2 separate regions of the Homo sapiens genome follow, and region 1 is linked to region 2. Evidence: chromatin loops called from intact Hi-C (ENCODE). Cell type or tissue: ascending aorta. All regions are shown on one strand.

Region 1 (5,000 bases), 160 kb before region 2:
TTGCAATTTCCTTGAATACTAAGAACATCCAGCTATTTGTAGACAGATAAAAGAGAGCAGCCCCCAGAGGTGCTGATCCAGCCAAGATAGCTCATCCAGGTGCGTATAACTCCCCACCAAAGTTGGCATACCAGCATGTTATATAAAATTTATCCTTTTTGATGTTTACTTGAGTTCGATGATTTTTGTTAGAAAATGTAAGCATGGAATAGAAACCAAATGCAAATGACATACATGGAGAGGGATATGTCTTCTTTGTCATACAGATCAACTGTGCTTTTTTTTTTTTTTTTTTTTTTTTTTTTCAAAATTCTGAGTCAACGTTTCCTACCATTAAAGTTTCAGCTGCCAGTTCCTTCATTTTGCTCTCCTCTGATCTGAGAACATTAGCAGCAGGAGCACCTTTACTCTTAAATTTAGTTTAATGTAAGTACTGCAAGCCCTGCTGGCAAGCCTCAAGGCACAAACTCTGAATGGGGGGTGGTCAGAGCTGAATGATAAAGTGGAAAAAAAGTTATCAGAGCTGAATGATAAAGTGGAAAAAAAAAAGCATGTTGGAAAAAATATCCCTCAATCAATCTATGTTGGACAGTTTAAGCTTAGAGTCAGGATGGAAGTTGAACAGGCTTTCTCTTTGTTTCTGAACCCCACATCCTACCTTACCTATGCCCATCGGGAAAGTGAATTTTGTTTCTCAGAATCAATACGTGGCCACATAAGGTATTTTGTTTTACACAACAGATAATGTGTGATCTGAATTTTATGACAGAGTTAATATTTTGAATGCAGCAAATATTTAAAGGGGTCCTGTAACAAATTAGTTTCTTATCTAAGTAATTGCCATCTTTTATGCCTTACAAGTTCAAGCAGGGTTTGCAGTACTTCCATTAAATTAAATACCTGTAAAGAAAGCCTTTTGGTCTTTGTTAATATGAGTTGCATCATTTTCCTGGTGTTGGTCAGACAGCATTCTCAGTTCCCATGTGAGCTCCAATTTAGACTCAACAATGAAGAATGGGACTAGTGCTATGAGGTGACTGACCCAGGCCTGTAGCATAAATGGAGCATATCACCACTAGTTATGGCACCTCCTTAGGGTTCTCCCAGATCAACATCTCAGGGGAAAACACACAAGATGGTGTGGCTGCAGGAAGGGAAATTGCTCAGGTTCAGGTGAGTAAGAAAGAAGAAGAATGAAAGATACCTCTTTGGCTGCTACCAAATGAGCTTAGCCCCAGGAGCTCAGGCTGAATCAGCCTGTTAGGAGGACCCACAGGAACCTCCGCCAGTGCTAGCAAGTGGGCAGTGCTACAGTGTGGCATCATCGGGTGCTGAGACAAAGATCAAAAGGCCGCCTGAAGCCATTCCACTGTTGGTATTCAGAAGAAATTTGGTGTACTCTTTGATCTGCTGGTTGGCTCTTGTATCACAGCTACAATCTCTAAGTTTGGCCCCCACATGCAAAGACAAATGAAAATGGAGAAATACAGGATGAAAGGTTTGAGAGTGCTAGGTCAGGCTGAATGTGTCCCATGGTGTGAGCTTAAATTTTTGGCCCCCAAGTAAAATTCTTCAAAGAGTAACTCTCCTGCCCTCTATCCCCAGAGATGCCTTTATCAGGAAACACAAAGGAGGGAGACCTACTACTATGTAAATGGAGGCTACTTGGAGAATGACTATGTCTGAGGCTGACCAGTGTCTGCAGGGTTCAGTCACTTTGGAGTAAAAACTGAGATTAGAGAAATAAAGCCAGTAAACCACAGTAAGCAAGTTTATTATACATCATCACGAGTTCAAAACAAGTAGGATTTTACTAAAAATCATTCATAAGAATTAAAACTTTTCATATTATCCAAGCTCTTTTACTATGAAAGTTTAATGAAAACTACAGAAGAAATATCACTAATTATGCTCCCTAAGTAAAAAAAAAAACATAATTAAGTTTATAAAGAGTCAGTAATAATGTTTATTCTCGGTATCATAATTTTTGGACACTTCTGGCACTCTCTCATGGGTAGATAGGTTGTTTAGTAAAATAAATAGAAAACACACATTTCCTACCAGCTGACATTGATGGCTAAATCACAAAATCAAGCAGGAAATGAGTTTGAAGGCAAGCCATATTTCACGTGACTTACATTTGCAGATTACTGCTGATGGTCTCTCCAGGCTTATAGACTTCAGCCTGAAAATCAGGAAGCAAAGAATAATAGCAAAGAAGAAAAATTTAAAATCATTCAGTAGTGTAACTCCTCTCCCCGCTCCAAGTCATGGAATAAGATTCACTCTTACAACAAATACTTCCTACCATCTAAGTTTAGATGAACTTTTAAAGAAAATCCCCAAGTATAGATCCTATGAGAGAAACTAATCACTAAATCAGTGAAATGCCAAAACATCTGAAATATGTATATGTATTGATGTATTTCAATACAAATGTGACATTAGGGATAACCATTTGTTCTCTCAAATTTACGAGATACAGTTATCTTTGCCAAAAACGGAGAGCATCTCAGTTCCCTTTCTGTTCCCACCTAGTTCTCAACAGGACTAAAGGACTTATCCTATGCCTAGTTTTTCACTCCCCTCAGAGGGTCAGGTGAACTGGGGAGCAAGAGGAACTGGCGCCTTTCCCTACTTCTCTTTCAATTCGTTTATTGAGGTAAGTGGCGAGGGCCTGGACTGAGGAAGCTTGAGAAAGACTGATGGAGGAAGGGCTGGCTGTAGGGGTCAGGGAAGGGGCTGCCTGAAGAACAGCCTGCCTCTCCAAGGAGCTGAGGAAGTCCGGTCCCAACCTCGCCCCTGCCGTCACGAACCTCGGTGCACTGGCCCAGGGAAACAACTCCAGTTTTCCGTTCCGCCGAAGTCAGTCCCCCACCGGCGGCAGGTGCTGGGCGTTGGCGCTGCCCCCTCCTCTCTCAGTGATTCCGAAGCCTGGCTCCGCCGGAGCGGAGACAGGGGACGCCGAGAGCGTCTCCACGGAAACAGAGAGGCGAGGCATGACGGCCGGGGGTGGAGTTAGGCTAAACCGGGCCTCGGGATTGGGGCAGCTCCCAGACTCTTCGGGCTTGGGGGCGGAGTCTGGCGAGGGGTGGAGCTTACTGACGGCCGGGCGGGGCCCCCAGATAGCTGAGGCTTTTCAAGCAGGGCTGCTTTCAGAAGTTAGCTCGCTTTTAGGCATTTTCACGTAACCCAAGAGGCTCGAATTTGCCACTTTCATTTCTTTCGTGGCCTTGCATTCTCAATGCTTTTTCTTCATTTCTCTTTTGTCCACAGGATTGATGGGAAAACGCTGAGCTAGGCATTCATGATCCCCGTGACCTGAAGCCAATTTATCCATCTAGCTAAGTCATTCATTCTCCTCTTCCTCAGCCTCTCTTGCAGTCAGAACCCACCACAAATGCCTTTTCCTGTCATGTCCCCACAGACAATTCAATTTTGAATTGTGGTTCGCTAAATACTCAAGGTCTCTTTCAGAGAATCTCCCTGCATCTGTCCTTATTTGTTTTGCATTTTTACCTGAAACTCAGGGTTTTATATTTACACTAAATAAATATCATCGTATTAATCTCGGCCCATCATTCCATCTCTTCTCTCAGACATGAGTGCAAGGAAGTGAAATTCCTTGCTCATTCCCTCATATATATATGGGGCAAGAGAGTGAGGCTTGCCACTTGTTACTTCTAAAATACAGAAGTGCTGGAAAGTTAGGCTATTGTTCCTTGTCTACTGACACACATTGTAGGAGAACGAGCCAGCGATATTGCTCACACGAATCATTCTATTAACCATAAATCGATTCTATTTAGAGTACAAGCATATCAACCATAACCACACTTTCATTCTAACATCTCATTTGCTGTAACAAATTACTAAATTATTTCCAAGTATGTTTACATTATACATTCAATGAGCACTGTGACTATCTGTAATTGGGCTCCACCCCATCCCCCACACCAGTAAGACTCTCATTCTATTCTCATGAGTTTATTTTCCAGTTTCAGCATCACCTTAACACACTCCACTGTGACCTGTGTGAATTCTTTTCCAGTCCTTGCTGCTTTTTCTGACTTAGAGTCTGTTTGTGAATTCCATGCACCTTCCTTTCTCACAGGAGGCTGTCTTAGTTGGCTTTCTAGGTAGTTCCTTCCTGCTTCTTTGGACTTACTTCTCCTACTTGCTGTTTTTTCACTAGAAGTTCTTTGACTAACTCTCTTTCTCCTTCTGTTTAGCATAGAATTCCTTCAGTTAGAGAACTTTGTTTGCAAGTGACAGAAAACACAAACGGGCTTAAGCAAAAAAGGAAACTGATGAAAACCAAAGGATGCCAGATTCAGCTGCAACTTTATCTAGAAACTCAGGCCTTTCTGAAAGTTTTGAGGATTCCAGAATACCTCTTCCTTTCACTACACAGAATTAATTTCTCCTCCTCTCGCCTCCTTTCTCTTAGACCTACCTTGATTTTATCAGTATAACTTTGCATGGTGTTTGGCTTATGGGAACCAAACTTGCCTGAAAGATTGTGAGTACCTTGAAAGCAGAGACTTTGTTTTATTGTTTTCTGAATTCCCTTGTACCGTATGCAAGGATTAGTATACAGTATGTGCTCAAAAATATTTTTTGAATTAACAGAATGACAGAATAGAGTGGTTTTTCAAACAGATTCTTCCTTGTGTAATTCTTCTCATTGCTTCCTCAATCTTCTCCACCTAGAATTCTAGGGGGAAGGTCAGGTGACACAACTGATAGTTTGAATGCTATTACTGACATAACAACCTCTAAAGTTTCCTCTTCCAGTCTTGCTCTGGAGAAATGATTTTAGGTTAGGTCAGCTCCCTAAAGAAGCAAGAGACAATTTTCTAATGGAAGCCAATCCATCTTAACTGCTCCCCATAATTGTTCTCAAAGTGTTTTTGATATCTCAATCATCAATTTCTACAGTAAAATTATTCTGAATCATTCTTGTTTTACTAAACACATCCCCAAGTAACATCTTAGGA
Region 2 (5,000 bases):
ACTGGGAATCTGAGACATCTCCAGGCACTGTGTTTCTTCTGATTTGTGTGAGGAGGTGCTTGCTCTCCAGATTAAATAACCAAGACTTGTGATATGAACTTGGCTTCTCAAAACCTCTAGACAGCAGTCTCCCCAAACCCCTCACCCCTTTGTTAGCCAAGACAGGCAACTGGTCACACCAGGTGAAAGCTATCAACAAACATTCTGGCCCTGGGTTTCGCCAGGGGACTTCTGGACTGTAAACAGTGCATTGCAAATCACTGATTAGTTGGTTAGTTAGCCCACTGACCTTAAATTGGCCAAGTGTCAAAGCAAAGCATCCAGGCATTCATGGAGGTCAGCATGGAGATGCCCCAGTCAAGCTGTAAAAATAACTGTATGACACAGGCATGAGCAAAAGAAACTGATTCTGATTAACTTAAGCAGCAGGGAATTTAGTTAGACTTGGGAACAGGCACATAGCAAGGCAGGCCCTGGACAAGGTAGCGGGAATGACAAGGTGCTGCCAGGACCTAATGGAGTTACAATCAGTTTTTCAGTTCTTTTGTCTCTCTATTCATAGTTCAAATTCACAGCAAAAAGAACATTTCAATAACTAGACTTGGGTTGTGTATCTGTCCCCAGTCTAAGTAAGTATGGGGCTCCTGATAACAGTTAAACTAGACTGGGTGAGAACTAATTTCTGAAAAGAAAATTGTTGTTAGAAAGGCAAAATTGGCCAGGCTCAGTGGCTCACGGCTGTAATCCCAGCACTTTGGGAGGCCGAGGAGGGCAGATCACTTGAGGTCAGGAGTTTGAGACCAGCCTGGCCAACATGACGAAACCCCATCTCTACTAAAAATAAAAAAATTAGCCAGGTGTGGTGGTGGACACCTGTAATCCTAGCTACTTAGGAGGCTCAGGCAGGAGAATCACTTGAACCCGGGAGGCAGAAGTTGTGGTGAGCCGAGATCGTGCCATTGCACTCCAGCCTGGGTGACAGAGCGACACTCTATCTCAAAAAAAAAAAAAGAAAAAGAAAAAAAGAAAAAAAAAGAAAAGAAAAAGAAAGAAAGAAAAGAAAAGAAAGAAAAGGAAAGAAAAGAAAGGCAAAATTGCATTCAGCATTGCCAAAACCCAGCCAATATTCACTATAGCTTGTGACCGACTGTAAATGAGAAGTCTTGGGCAATTTGTGTAAAATACTTTATGTCTAAAGCAAGAGCCTCAATTCATTTCTTCTGAACATACTGTTCTTTTCTACATTCCTCTTCCTATATTACACCCACCCCACCCACCATATACCACCAGCTGCACACAGCTATTGCTGTTTTAGAAAACTGTATGTACTAGCTGATGTAAAAATGGAAACAAAAAAAAACAACTGGTGGTTTTTAAATAGTTTTTACTATAAAACTTATATATACCATTATAGAAATTTGAAAGTGAAGAAAATTATAATGAAAACCATAAAAATAATTTATAATTGTACTACATGAGGTAGATTCCTATAAATATTTTCTTATATTTCCTTCCAGGTTTTATATTGCTATTGTAGTTTTGTCTATGCATTTGTATAGTAATGTAAACATAATCTATTCCTATAAGGTTATAATACAAAATTTGGACCATGTAGTCTATTCAGATTTGGTGTGGGGGCCACTGGCTTTTTTTTTTTAGCTTTGTTTTATAATGAACATTTTTACTCAAATTTATGATTTTTCCCCATGTATATGCACATATATTTTTAAGAAATTTGTAGTTTGGGTGGCCTTTAAAGAGCCATGTGGAATAACTTTGCCTAAAAGTCTGTGAAGAAACAAAACAACTGCACGACCTCAAGTAACCCTGGAAAAGGGTACCCACAAGGGGAAGCGATTGGAAATCAGCCCAAGAGCTTGCCAGGAAGAAGCAAAGAGGGTGCGAGCCAGCAGAAATCAAATGATTTAGCAAGGGGGGTAGAAGTCAGTTGGAGCCAAAGAACTGCCCAGTTAGTCCCTTCTGAGAAAGGAAACACTGTTAATAGCAGAAGCCTAGGTTCTGGCATCAATTTAACTTGCATCATAGTCTGTTACCACTTTCTGTCCTCAGTCTGCCACCCCACCCAGAACTGCTATATTTTCTGGTGTCTCCATGCCCTTCCCAGTCCCACTAAGAATCTATTTATAACAGCAGGAGCTCGCCTTGGTCCACTGTGACACACAGGCTGCTTTGCTGGGAAAGTTCTGCCTGACTCACTGGGGCTGCATGAAGCCTGGGGAGGCAAGCTTCTGGCGTGACTGTCCTTAGAATGTGTACTGAGTTTCCTCAGGGTTCACTGCTCCCGTCTGTGACTCAACGAGAAATGTAGAACACACGTGAAAACCGTGTGAGCCATAGGCATTTGATTTGGTGGGTGGGGGGCGCGGAGCTACATTGAATTCATAACTATGGAAATTGTTTTTTCCAACATTAAATTCATAACAATGGAAATAGTTTTTTCTCTGTAAATTTTCTGCCTCCCTTAATCTATAGTGCTACCTGACCCTTTAACATTGGCCATGAACAAATCACAGAACTATTTTCCTTAAAAGATGAGTGAGAGGAAATTCTAAAACTGGTTAGGAGCGATGTTTTAAAAATTGCCATGTATTAATACTATCAAATAACCAAATATTATTTGATCATATCAAATCAGGGCGAAAGGTAAATTTTATGAGATTCAAGTGCAACTTACCTAAAAGTAATATTTTAAAATTGACACCCTGTTTTCCTACAAAAGTCCCATGGTCTCTTAATTTGCCAGTGAAAATTACTGGGCTAATTTTGTTTGTTAATGAGATAAATGCCAAACACAAGTGTGAGTTAGGCTTGACATTGTGAATGAAGCCACTATAATATGTAATGTCAAAACCATCTCTCATCAAAAAGCACTACCAGCGTGTCATGTCTAGATCCTGGGTGTAAACCCTTGGTTAATAATAGCATAGAAAATCACAAATTTATTCACACTATAAATATGTGTAAAGAAAGTACAGATTTCCACTTCCTCCTTATAATTGAGTCTATCTTTCTCATAAGCCTCTACCTGATGGATAATGAAAGGGAAAAAAACTTAATATAGTCTGACTCAATAATTTAAAATATCCCTTTGGTAAATGCTCCATCTCTGAGGTCATGAATGAGGTCAAGTTCAGTCTCTTAAATGTCACTCTAGATCATCTCTGGCTTTATCAGCAAAGAGTGTGGCTTATATGATCAGATGGTGACAGAGGAGACAAGAGGTATCCTCTGGACCCTCATTGGCCCCTTAGGCACAGTGACTTGTTCAGGCTGGATTTAAACACTAAATTGTGACGAGTCCATCTCTGGGCTTCCTGCTGACATCTGTTACTGAAAGGCTGCTGCGTTTCCTGGCTTCATGTGTGGGATTCTGTGGAGCCTCCTCATGTTCCAGGCTTGGGTTTGCCATGAGGAAGTGCTGCAGCCTGTCAGAGTCTGCCCCTCCTCTTCCCTCTGCCCTTGGCCTAGGCTGTGCACTCAGCTGTGAGGGCATCCCTTACCCTTCTCCTTTTACAGATCCCTGGCCCATTTACTGGCTCTCCTTGGAGGCCTGTGGGCTTGTTTGAGTTCCATTCACATCCCAGAGGTGTCAAAAATACCTGGGAAAGCTAAACCTGGCCCTTCTTCTGCTCAATCCTGTTCTGCTACTCAGTGCTCAGCTGCGACCATCCTGCCCCCTCCACCATCCCATGTTGAGGTGGTCACTCTATACAGAAGCTCCTTACAGGGTTCCAAACTGGGCAAATTTTTCTCATCCTTCGACCCAACACCTCTCCTCCCTTGGCTCCTGACCAGAAAGAGGAAAAATGGGGACATGTATGTCTCACCCAGCCTCTCTCATTTTTCTCTCCTTCTAACATTCTCCTGGTAGGGGGAGAGTTAGGCAAGGATTCCCTTAGGTAAACTCCACAAACTGCCAGTCTTTCCTCTTGAAATTTCAAAGAATCTTGGTTATTAGAAATACCTCACCTGGCAGAGACACAACAAATAAAGAAAGCTTCAGGCCAATATCCTTGATGAACATCAATGCAAAAATCCTCAACAAAATACTGGCACACTGAATCTAGAATCACATAGAAAAACTAATCCACCATGATCAAGTAGGCTTTATCCCTGAGATGCAGGGATTATGCAAATCAATAAATGTGATTCATCACATAAACAGAACTAAAGACAAAAACCACATAATTATCTTAATAGATGCAGAAAAGGCTTTTGATAAAATTCAACACCCTTTATGATAAAAACTCTCAACAAACTAGGTATTGAAGTAACATACCTCAAAATAATAAAAACCATCTATGACAAACCTACAGCCAACATCATACTGAATGAGCAAGCTAGAAGCATTCCCCTTGAAAATCAGCACAAGACAAGAATGCTCTCTCTCACCACTCCTATTCAACATAGTATTGGAAGTCCTGGCCAGAGCAGTAAGGCGAGAGAAAGAAATAAAGGACATCCAAATAGGAAGAGAGGAAGTCAAACTATTGTTGTTTACAGATGACATGATTCTATATCTAGAAAACCCCATAGCCCTGGCCCAAAGGCTCCTTCAGCTGATAAACAACTTCAGCAAAGTCTCAGGATACAAAATCAAAATACAAAAGTCACTAACATCCCTATACACCAACAATAGCTAAGCTGAGAGCCAAATCCGGAATGCAATTCCATTCACAATTGCCACAAACATAATAAAATACATAGGAATACAGCCAACCAGGTGAAAGATCTCTACAATGAGAATCACAAACCACTGCTCAAAGAAATCAGAGATGACACAAACAAATGGAAAAACATTTCATGCTCATGGATAGGAAGAATCAATATCATTAAAATGGCCATACTATCCAAAACAACTTATAGATGCAATGCTATTCCTGTCAAACTACCAATACCATTCTTCACAGAACTAGAAAAAACTACTTTAAAATTCATATGGAACTAAAAAAGAGCCCAAATAGCCAAGGAAATCCTAA

The links. Hi-C counts contacts between places; a loop is a spot of excess contacts. Peaks named below come from ENCODE experiments on the same cell type or tissue, not always from the same donor. Only the 100,000 strongest peaks of a DNase experiment are listed, where the experiment ranks them.
Region 1: a loop joins it to region 2, with 2.1 times the contacts of the local background. A loop is called at or near these places in 6 of 110 quality-filtered maps.

What each region holds. Positions count from the first base shown.
Region 1 is chr4:146,942,893-146,947,892 of GRCh38, forward strand. It overlaps TTC29 (tetratricopeptide repeat domain 29), which reads right to left and starts at 2,972. Exons shown (of 13, transcript NM_031956.4): 1 at 2,817-2,972; 2 at 2,139-2,185. It overlaps TTC29-AS1 (TTC29 antisense RNA 1), which reads left to right. Exons shown (of 7, transcript NR_188447.1): 2 at 1-99; 3 at 2,539-2,662. RefSeq lists a silencer at 2,965-3,104. In ascending aorta, no CTCF peak of the experiment used is centred here; a DNase peak (open chromatin) is centred at 3,039; H3K4me3 peaks cover 1,267 bases.
Region 2 is chr4:147,101,572-147,106,571 of GRCh38, forward strand. No RefSeq gene overlaps it. Among named protein-coding and RNA genes, the nearest start is that of TTC29, 160 kb to the left of the region's middle. In ascending aorta, no CTCF peak of the experiment used is centred here; a DNase peak (open chromatin) is centred at 2,190; H3K27ac peaks cover 1,295 bases.